Linked DNA regions of Homo sapiens: all the other regions are linked to region 2. A link is a contact called in ENCODE Hi-C or POLR2A ChIA-PET data. All regions are on one chromosome and are shown on one strand. The core of a region is the stretch at or near the end of the contact, and the rest is flanking DNA. Distances in the headings are between cores, read along the strand shown. Region 1 holds the start of PARD6B (par-6 family cell polarity regulator beta). Region 2 holds the start of PREX1 (phosphatidylinositol-3,4,5-trisphosphate dependent Rac exchange factor 1). Region 3 holds the start of UBE2V1 (ubiquitin conjugating enzyme E2 V1).

Region 1 (2,896 bases), core at 285-2,784, 1.9 Mb before region 2:
TACAAACGAATGTCGATTTTCTCGATGTGATTCTCAGTTACAGAAACTTACAGAACTTTGCTTATCAACCCTAGACAATAAAACTATTCTACCTAGAGGCTCTAGGAAGCTTTCCTTACTCCACTGTACCTCACTCAAATCACTCCTTGATTTTACATACTCCTTAGTAGTCTTACCATCTATGATGCTCCATTACTTTTTTTTTTTGAAATTGATATACTTTCAATTTTCTCCTTTTCTGTGTTTTGGCCTTCTCAATTCTATTTTAAATGTTCTCAGGGCCCAGCCAGTGTCCTGTTTTGTATTCTGCAATGTCTAGAAGTTATTAAAAAGGCATGAAGGCTTTGCAAAAAAACAGCTTGAGGAAGTCATAACCTTTCTAAGCCTCAGTCTTCTCAGAGAATTGGGCTAGATTATCTAAGCTCCTTTTAACTCTTCAACTCAAGAAACGCTTGCTGAAAGTGTTCCCTTGGCTGCCGATCACCTTCAAATTCCAGCTCAAAACCCCCTTTGGAAGGCATTCCCTAACTAATCCCTCCCTACAGACTACCCTGCTCACTGAGCCTTGAGATTTAGAAATTCAGTGAATACCGAAGTAATTATCAGCAGATTGGCATACCGTTGGTCAAGGGGAAAAGCACTTGATGTGAGTAGGTAGCAGGATGGAATGAAAAGAGCATCTAGAGTCAAACTGTAAAGTGCTACTCCAACGTAAGGTGATAGTACTAATTTTACAGATTAAATGCATACCAAAGTTAGTGCTAGAAAGAGCGCCAGCAGGAAGCAAAGCGAACTTTTAAAGGGCTGTTTAGTTCACTGGGCTCTCTCCTTCGCCACTCGATGCGCCCCTTAACCACAGAAAGTGGGAACAACGGGGTGGTCCAGGGCCCTTTACTCACAGCCCAGCAGGCAGGATTCTCCTACACCTTTTGAGCAGCCTCGCATTTCACTCAGTGTGCGCCATCCTTGGATATACCTTGGCCCCTACTCCCGTCCGTGAACACGGGAATGAGATTTACGGAATGAGATTAAATGCTGGACTAGGTCTTCTTCCTGCCCGGGCCAGGGGCGGACACTAGCGCCCCCTGACCCCCGCCACCCCCTCCTCGGCAAGTTTATTACCCACAGTCTCCCGACCGCACCGTCCAGACCCCGGGGCAGCTCAGCCCGTCGCCTCCCCCGGCGCTCCGAGCCTGGCCCGGCCTCTCCCAGGCCCCGGCCCCCCAGGCCCGCCGCTCCGCCCAGCCCGGGCCCCGCGCACCTTGCTCTTCACCTCCATAGTGCCCAGGCAGCCGCTGCCCGCCCCGTGCCGGTGGCTGCGGTTCATGCTGAACGCCGAGCCCCGCGACGGCCTCCTCCGGCCGGGCGGCCCCTCAGGAGCGCGGGGAGCGAGTGCGCGACTGGGGATCTCGGAAAGCGGTTGCGGCCCGGGCGCCTCCTCACAGGCACCTGCAGAGGGGGCGGCCGCAGCTCCGGCGTCCGCGCTGAGCTCCACTCCACCAGCTGCTCACACGGCGGGACCGAGGGTCGGACTGGTGGCGCGGCAGGCGGGGAAGCAGCTCCCTCCCTCCGGGCCCCGGCGGCGACGGCGACAGCGCTGGAGGAGAGGAGGGGGCGGAGCGGAGGCCACAAGCGCCGCAACCTCTCCCTCTGCCGCCTCCCCCGCGAGCCCGCGCGCGCGCACCCGAGCGGACCACAGCCGCGGCGCGTGCGCGCGCTCACCTGCAGCCCCCGAAGATGCCGCAATCCCTCGCGTTCCGCCCACACCCAATAGAAAGCGCGCACCTGCGCCCGCGGCGCCAACCAATCGATACACGCCTCGCGCGGTGCGTGGGCGGGCTGCCTCCTCAAAACCCCGCCTACCACCGCACGATTGGTCCTGCGCTACGAGGGAGGGGCGGGATCACCTGAAGCCATGGCCCTCCGCCCCGCTTCAGGCCGGAGAGCCAGAAGGCGCATGCGCGGGTGCTGGAGTTTCCGCCCCGGGAAGGCACGCGGGGAGGCCGGCCGGAAGCGCGAGCGCACCTGAAGAAGGGCTCGGCTGGGTGGGCCTTTTGCGCACGCGCGAGCGCGCGCCTGGTTGCCCGGCTCCGCCGGGGCTCGCGCCGCTTAGCGCGCGCCAGTCACACGCACGGTCCAGGGGATTGGATGCGCCGCCCGTCCGGTTGCCGAGGCGCTGCGGGGCTATTCGGTTCCAGCCGGGCCCCCTTCCCGCTTCCACTTTGGGATGCTGCAGCCCCCAACGACGCCCCTCCACCGCCCCTTATCGTTGCTTAGGCGTCCCGCTGCAACTCTTGGTTGCAAAATTCAAGTTTTCCCGCCTCTGCAGCGGTTGCTGGGGGAGAAGCTTAGGGCTCTCTTGGCTTCATTTTGTCCGAAGAGACTCTGCACGCCTTAAGTCCGTCAGGTCGAGAGGGAAGGAAAGTGGGCTGAGGCGCGGGAAGGCTCCTTGCAGGCCCAGCCTCCCTGAGGATTTCTAGTCCAGTCTTTCAGGGCTTTTTTTTTTTTTCTTTAAAAGTCTTCCTTTTCCCTCCTCCCGCCATTCCTTGGCCATTCGCTGTTTCTACAAATGACAGCCTCTAGGTTGTGTTCGTTTCCCGGAGTGACCAAGCTGTGTCCCAGAGCAACAAAACGCTGAATCCTCCTCTCTGAACGTCCCAGAGCCCGGCCTCTCTTCACACAGACCCTGTGGGTCATGGGGAGGAGAGGAGAAGACTGAAGCTTTTGGCTGGAGGAGATTCCCAGGTCCCAAGGTCTCCCTGTGGGACCCGGGAATCCAAGAGCTGTTGAAACCTGCAAGCCAGGAAGGGGGCAGGGGAATGGAGGTGGAGGGGAAGGTCCAACCTGAGATTTGGCAAGAAGAGTGGTTAGGGTACCTTCCTCCCCTCATCTCCCT
Region 2 (2,914 bases), core at 29-2,528:
GAAACACGGGTGATTAGGGATTGTATGGGCCATTTGAGAGTGGGGCCAGGCTTAGAGGGCCGTTCACACATGCAATAATAGTAAGAACAAACATTTACAGAGAACTTTCTAGGTGTTGGGCTTCACACATGCAATAATAGTAAGAACAAACATTTACAGAGAACTTTCTAGGTGCTAAGTACTTCCCATGGAACCCCGGGGAGGACCTTGGAGCTAGGTACCATGATCGTTCCCGTTATACTGATGAAAACACTGAGGATCTTGAAGCAAGGAAACCAGCCCAAGGCCACCCGGCCAGCAAGTGGGGAGCTAGGATTTGAACCTGAGCAGCTGACTCTAGGCCCCAGAACTTCCTCCCCTCTCCATACCTTCCGATAAGGCGGGTGATGATCAACATTGCCCAGAGCAACCTGACAAGAAGCTGGGTTTCCCAAGGCCTTATCCCATGGGGTGGGTGGATGGAAGGGGGAGCAGGCAGGGTACCTGCCACTTGATCAATAACTCAAGAGCAGGTAATAATTTCTTCTGGGAAAGGTGGAAAGGGCAGGGTCAGGGGGCAAAGAAGTTCAGAAAGAAAAGGAAGGAAGGAAAGAGAGAGATGGGAAAGGAAACGGGAAAGAGAAAAGTGAGAGCGAGCGCGCGCCACGCATGTTCCTTCCCAAGGTCGTGGTAGCACCGAGGGCACCGCGAGGGCCCGGCGTTCCCGGGAGGGGCCGTCACTGCCCAGAGAGGGGCCGTCACTGCCCAGGCAGCGGTCGCCCCTGACTTCCCGGGGCCGCGGAGGCGCGCGTGGCGGGGCTGGCTTGCCCCCGAGCGGCTCCGCAGCGAGCTTTCCCAGCCCGGTGTTTACTTGGCCCGAGCAGCGGCCGGACCTGCAAGCAGGAGCCTGCGCGCGGCGGGTGTCGCGTGTGCCGGGTGGGAGTGGCGTAGCCCGCGGTGACTGCGGGTTGGGGGGGCGCCACGCGTCCGGGCGCGGAGTTGGTACGCTCGGTTCGGCGTGCGCGCGGCCTCGGACTCCCGGCTCCGCGGGGCCCTTCCGGAGGCTCCCGCCCGACCCCCGAGCTTCCGACGGAGGCGCCGAGCGCCGCGCCGCGTCCCCAGGGGCCCCGTGCACGCGCAGAGCGCCTCTGCGGCCGAGCGCGGCGTGGCACTTGGCAGACGGTCCCTGGCGCGGGGGCGGGGGGCCAGCCGTCTGGGAGCCCCGAGGGCCGCCCCCTCCCGCCCCTCGCCCGGCCCCCGCGCGCTGCCTCCGCCCCCGGCCCAGCCGCCCGGCCCCCAGTCCCGCCCGCCGCGCCGGGAGCCCGGCCCGCCGCTGAGCCCGGCCCGCCGGCGCGCCCCGTCCGGGATGGGGCGCCTGGACGCCTGAGTTGCCGCTCGGCGCGACGGAAGGAGCCGGCGCCGCGCGGCCGCGCTAGAATGGAGGCGCCCAGCGGCAGCGAGCCCGGCGGCGACGGGGCCGGGGACTGCGCCCACCCGGACCCCCGGGCCCCTGGCGCCGCGGCGCCCAGCTCCGGCCCCGGCCCGTGCGCGGCCGCCCGGGAGTCCGAGCGCCAGCTGCGCCTCCGCCTCTGCGTCCTCAACGAGATCTTGGGCACCGAGAGGGACTACGTGGGCACCTTGCGCTTCTTGCAGTCGGTGAGTGTCGCTCGGGAGCTTGGGGACAGCTTTCCCTCCAGCCGCTCGCCCCGCTGCGGTCCCCACAACCTGTGGCCGTGGTCCCCGTGGGTGGAGAATTGCCTCGGGGGCGCCCCGCAGGGCGCGCGGAAAGCGGGGGGGATCCGAGCTCCTCCAGAGCTGTCGCGTCGCCTCCCTCCCTGGCCGGCGCACGGTCCTGCTCCGACCGGGGCTCTCCCGCACTCCACTTCCCCGCGGCGCGCGCTGCCCTTTTGTCTTTTCTTCCCCGTCCCCGCCTTTCAAATAGTTTTAAAATTAGTTACATCCGCGATGCAGGGGCTTGGGGACCCCGGCGGCGCCGGGAGCTGGCGCTCCTGCGTCTTTTTCCCAGGAATAACTACGCGCCCGGTGCACCACTCATCTAGGACATACCGTAGGAGCCCCAGAGCCCAACGTCCCTGCGCGTTGATGGAGTAGGATAAAACCTGAAGCTCAGAGGAGGGGCGGGGATTGACAGAACCCCAGGGTAGAATCCCCCATGCACAGGTTTTTGCTGGAGTTCGGGGAGAGTGGGTTTCGAACTCAAAACTCGGCAGTCCAGGCTCCCTAACTGCATCCACCCCCACCAACTCCCCATCTCCAAGTGCAAAACCACGGCCTCAGACTTTGTAAAATAACAACCGACCACTTACTATGTGCCAGACACCTTACATGTGTCATTAATTAGCAGGTTTAACCTTCACAGGCGGTCTATGAAGTAGGGACGAGTATTTCCCCCATTTTTAATTAAAAAAATTTTTTTTTGAGACGGAGTCTCCCTCAGTCACCCAGGCTGGAGTACAGTGGCGCAATCTCGGTTCACTGCAACCTCCGCCTCCCGGGTTCAAGCAATTCTCTTGCCTCAGCCTCCCGAGTAGCTGGGATTACAGGCACGCGCCAGCCACCACGGCCGACTAATTTTTGTATTTTTATCAGAGAGGGGATTTCACCATGTTGGCCATGCTGGTCTTGGACTCCTGGCCTCAAGTGATCCGCCGACCTCGGCCTCCAAAGTGCAGGGATTACAGGCGTGAGCTACTGGGTCCTGCCTCCTCCGTTTTTAAGATTGGGAAAGTTTAGCTCCAGAGGGGCCGGGTAGCTTGTCTGGGATCGCACAGCTGATTAAGTGGGGGTACTGGGCTTTGAACCGGGACTATCCCAGCTGGTGTTCTAAACCCCTATTCTATGCTGCATTTTTCTTTTGCTTTTTTTCTGTGAGAGGGAGGAAGGGGCCACTTCCCTACTCTCCTAGGAAGTGAGA
Region 3 (3,016 bases), core at 353-2,852, 1.3 Mb before region 2:
GCAGCGCTGTGCAAGTGCGGAGTCAGGACCTGAGTGAAAGCCCCGTTAAATCTGACCACCCCATCCTCGTCCCTGCCCTGGGTGCAGAGCCTGGTGCACAGGGTGTCCAGGCATCCTGCTTTGCCCTGGAGAGCCCTGGTTTCCACTTGTCCTGGTGAGATTATAATAAGTCCCCTTTTAATCTGATGTGTGTCCTCATTAGGTGATAATTCTATGGTCGCTCAACTTGTAAAGTTTGTATTTTATCCAGAGGGAATGGGGAGCCACTGAAGGCTTTAGCTGGAGGGTGTTTTGAGCAGATGTTGGTCTATATGGAGAATGGGCCATAGGGGAGAGAATGGAAGCTGCTGGGGTCTTCCAAGTGGGAGATAAAGGCAGCTTGCCCTGAGTGGAGAAGTGAACGGAGTGGAGAGATGCAGAGTAGGCACTGCTATCAGACAAAGGTGATGAATTGGATGTGCTGGGTGAGGGCTTCCAGCTTCCTTGTCCCTCTATGTTTAGAGTCCTGGTCCTTCTGCCAGTATTTTGCTCTGTGACCTTAAGCCAGTCCCTTCACCTCTCTCAGCCTCAGTGTCTACATCCATATAAGGGCTTCTCAGACAATTTATAATAAAGGAGGAGTACCTTCTTGGGTTTATTTATTTGCAAAAATATTTCCCAAGGGCCTTTGCACAAGCTGTTCCCTCTACCTCCTCATTGTTACGGTCTCTGCTGAAATATGACCACCTTAGGAGGCCCTTCCTGACCATCCTCTGCTGCTCTTGTCTTGGTTTATCTCTACCCTATCAGAATTATAGTTTCCTGTTTATTTACTTGCTGTCTACGACTAGAATGTAAGTCCCTGAAAGCAGGGATTTGCTTCTTCAGAGATGTCTATCCATCCCCAGCGCCTAGCACAGTGTCTGGTACATAGTAGGTGCTTAATGTTTGTTTGTTTGGTTGAATGAATGAATGAACGAATGAATGAATGAATGAATGAATGAATTGGGTAGATGGTTAGCAAATGCTTTCCCTGCCACCTTAATGCCCCTAAATCATTTAGCTGCACCCACTCCAAGCCTTCTCTGGCCGGGGAGCATCAATCCTAGGAGCCAGATCATCTGACCTGGAGGGTGATGATTCAAAAAATTTGAACCTGGAGGTTAAAATTCTGCCTGTCTCTGCCACTTAACAGCTGAGTTTAGATAAATCGCTTGATCTCTCTCGGCTGCATTTTTCACATTAATTCTGACCTTGCGGAGATGTGGTGAGGATCTAGATAGGAACTAGACAGGAAAAAGCCCCAAGCGAATTCGGCGCTTTTGTTTGAAGCTATATTTTCTTTTTCTTTCACAATCGCGCCTTCCCAAGCCTAGTCACCCCTGCCCTTCTCACTAAGCACATCACAACCTCCCTCGCACCCGATGTGTGGGGACTTGCAGGTTGCTGGGCCCTCGAGCACGCAGATATTTCCTTTCTCTAAAAGGGAAGGAAAAGAGCCTTCCAGGCCACGGGTCGTGCAGGTCTCCGGGGCGGGCGTCAGCGGCGGCGTATGTGCGTGCGCGCGCGCCTGCGCATCAGGGCCGGGGGACGGGTAAGGGGGGGGTGAAGAAGGGGCCGGCCTTCAAGCAAGAGCGACGCAAGATGGCAGCCACCACGGGCTCGGGTGAGCGGGGGCGCCGGGCCCGGCCGGCCGAGGGGGCATGGGCTTGGGCCGGGGGCCGGGGACCCTCAAAGCCTCCTGCAGCGGAGCCAGGGTCCCCGCGCCGCCTCTGTCTGCTGGGCTCCGCGGCAGCCACCGGCGCGGCCTGACCGGGGGAGGAGGAGCAGGCGGTGGCCGGAAGCACGGGCGGGGGGCTGAGGGGCCTGTGGGCGGCGCGGCGAGGCCCTGAGGCTCCCCCGGGAGGCGTGAGGGCCCTCTGTGCTGTCTGGGGGAGCCGGAGTGGGCGAGGAGCGAGCTCCGAGGCACTCCTGAGGATACCGGGGCTGGCGACTCTTAAGGGGCGATCTAGAGGTCCCCTAGAGGAGGCGCCCCACAGCGGATGGAAGTCCCATACTGGGTGCCAGGGGTGCGGCTGAGAGGGGCCTTGGGATGTCTGGAGGGGACATCAGAGAAGCCCTTCAGGCTGGATGGAAGAAACGGGATCCTGAGGGGGTGACTTGAGAGGATCCCCTATCGGTTGAGGGAACGGCTCCGGCGTTAGTTTTAGAGATGGGGTTAGCTGAGGAAATAGCTATGTTGACTAGAAAGGAGGAGCCTTGGAGCAGCTGCTTTTGGGGAGAATGAAGGGGGTCTCCGCATGATAAGTGAGAGGAGGGAAAAGGATTCAGATGCCAGAGGGACCTAATAGCGGTGATAGTGAAATGACCCCATCATTACCAGTCTCCTGTTCGAGGATACAGATGGATTGCTTCAAGTTAGGTTTCAGGGGACAAGGTCCGAGTGGGGCAGTTGGTGGAAGCCTCTGATATTGGATGAGGGAGAACAGATGAATTGGGAGCCCCGAGGATGTCTCTTTGGGAGTGGGGATTCAACTGAGGGAAGCCCCTGAAATGAGGGAGTGGAAAAGGTCGGGTTCCGGAGATGTTTCCTGTAAAGGAGAAAAGTCTCCTCTTTTTGAATTGAGTGAGGGAAGCATATCCTAGAAGTGTCTCTTCTGTGGAGACGCTCACTCTCATCGACTCCTTTAATAATTGGGACAGATATGTGGGTTCAGCTCAGAAGTTCCCCACTGGCTGATGGGAGTAGGGAGGTGAATAGATGAAATGGGAACTCTTGGGTGAGGCTGCACCCTCAGGTGCCTGGCAGTGAAGTTGGCCAAGGAGGTTCTCTCAGATGGGGTGAAAATGGGTTACCTCTCTGATGGAGGAAGCAAACAGGGCCACAGTGTTCCCCACTGTGGGGCTGCAGGGACACCAGCCTGAGTACAGCAATCATTGGCATATTTAAGGCCACAGCAGCGGCAGTGTTGGGAAGGAATTGGTGATCCATGGGAAATAGGGTGAGGGGAATTCTTTATAAATGTTGCTACTCTGC

The links. Hi-C counts contacts between places; a loop is a spot of excess contacts on that map. ChIA-PET counts read pairs that join two places held with the same protein, here RNA polymerase II (POLR2A). Pooled maps may share reads with other maps.
Region 1: a loop to region 2 is called in a pooled map, with 9 times the contacts of the local background. The contact joins the promoter of PARD6B here to the promoter of PREX1 in region 2. A Hi-C loop is called at or near these places in 5 of 50 pooled maps.
Region 3: a map of CD8-positive, alpha-beta T cell shows a loop between it and region 2 (8-fold over the local background). The contact joins the promoter of UBE2V1 here to the promoter of PREX1 in region 2. A Hi-C loop is called at or near these places in 1 of 168 maps with a recorded cell type or tissue (CD8-positive, alpha-beta T cell) and 5 of 50 pooled maps. POLR2A ChIA-PET finds 5 or more read pairs at or near these places in 1 of 52 experiments (WTC11).

What each region holds. Positions count from the first base shown.
Region 1 is chr20:50,730,218-50,733,113 of GRCh38, reverse strand. PARD6B (par-6 family cell polarity regulator beta) reads right to left here and starts at 1,534. Exons shown (of 3, transcript NM_032521.3): 1 at 1,262-1,534. The coding sequence starts at 1,327. RefSeq lists silencers at 1,092-1,881, 1,982-2,191 and an enhancer at 2,382-2,431.
Region 2 is chr20:48,826,363-48,829,276 of GRCh38, reverse strand. PREX1 (phosphatidylinositol-3,4,5-trisphosphate dependent Rac exchange factor 1) reads left to right here and starts at 1,278. Exons shown (of 40, transcript NM_020820.4): 1 at 1,278-1,635. The coding sequence starts at 1,417. RefSeq lists silencers at 625-1,304, 1,715-1,784.
Region 3 is chr20:50,111,736-50,114,751 of GRCh38, reverse strand. It overlaps UBE2V1 (ubiquitin conjugating enzyme E2 V1), which reads left to right and starts at 1,602. Exons shown (of 4, transcript NM_001032288.3): 1 at 1,602-1,645. The coding sequence starts at 1,624. The region is part of intron 5 of PEDS1-UBE2V1 (PEDS1-UBE2V1 readthrough); the gene reads left to right. RefSeq lists enhancers at 683-1,250, 1,255-1,364 and a silencer at 1,535-2,074.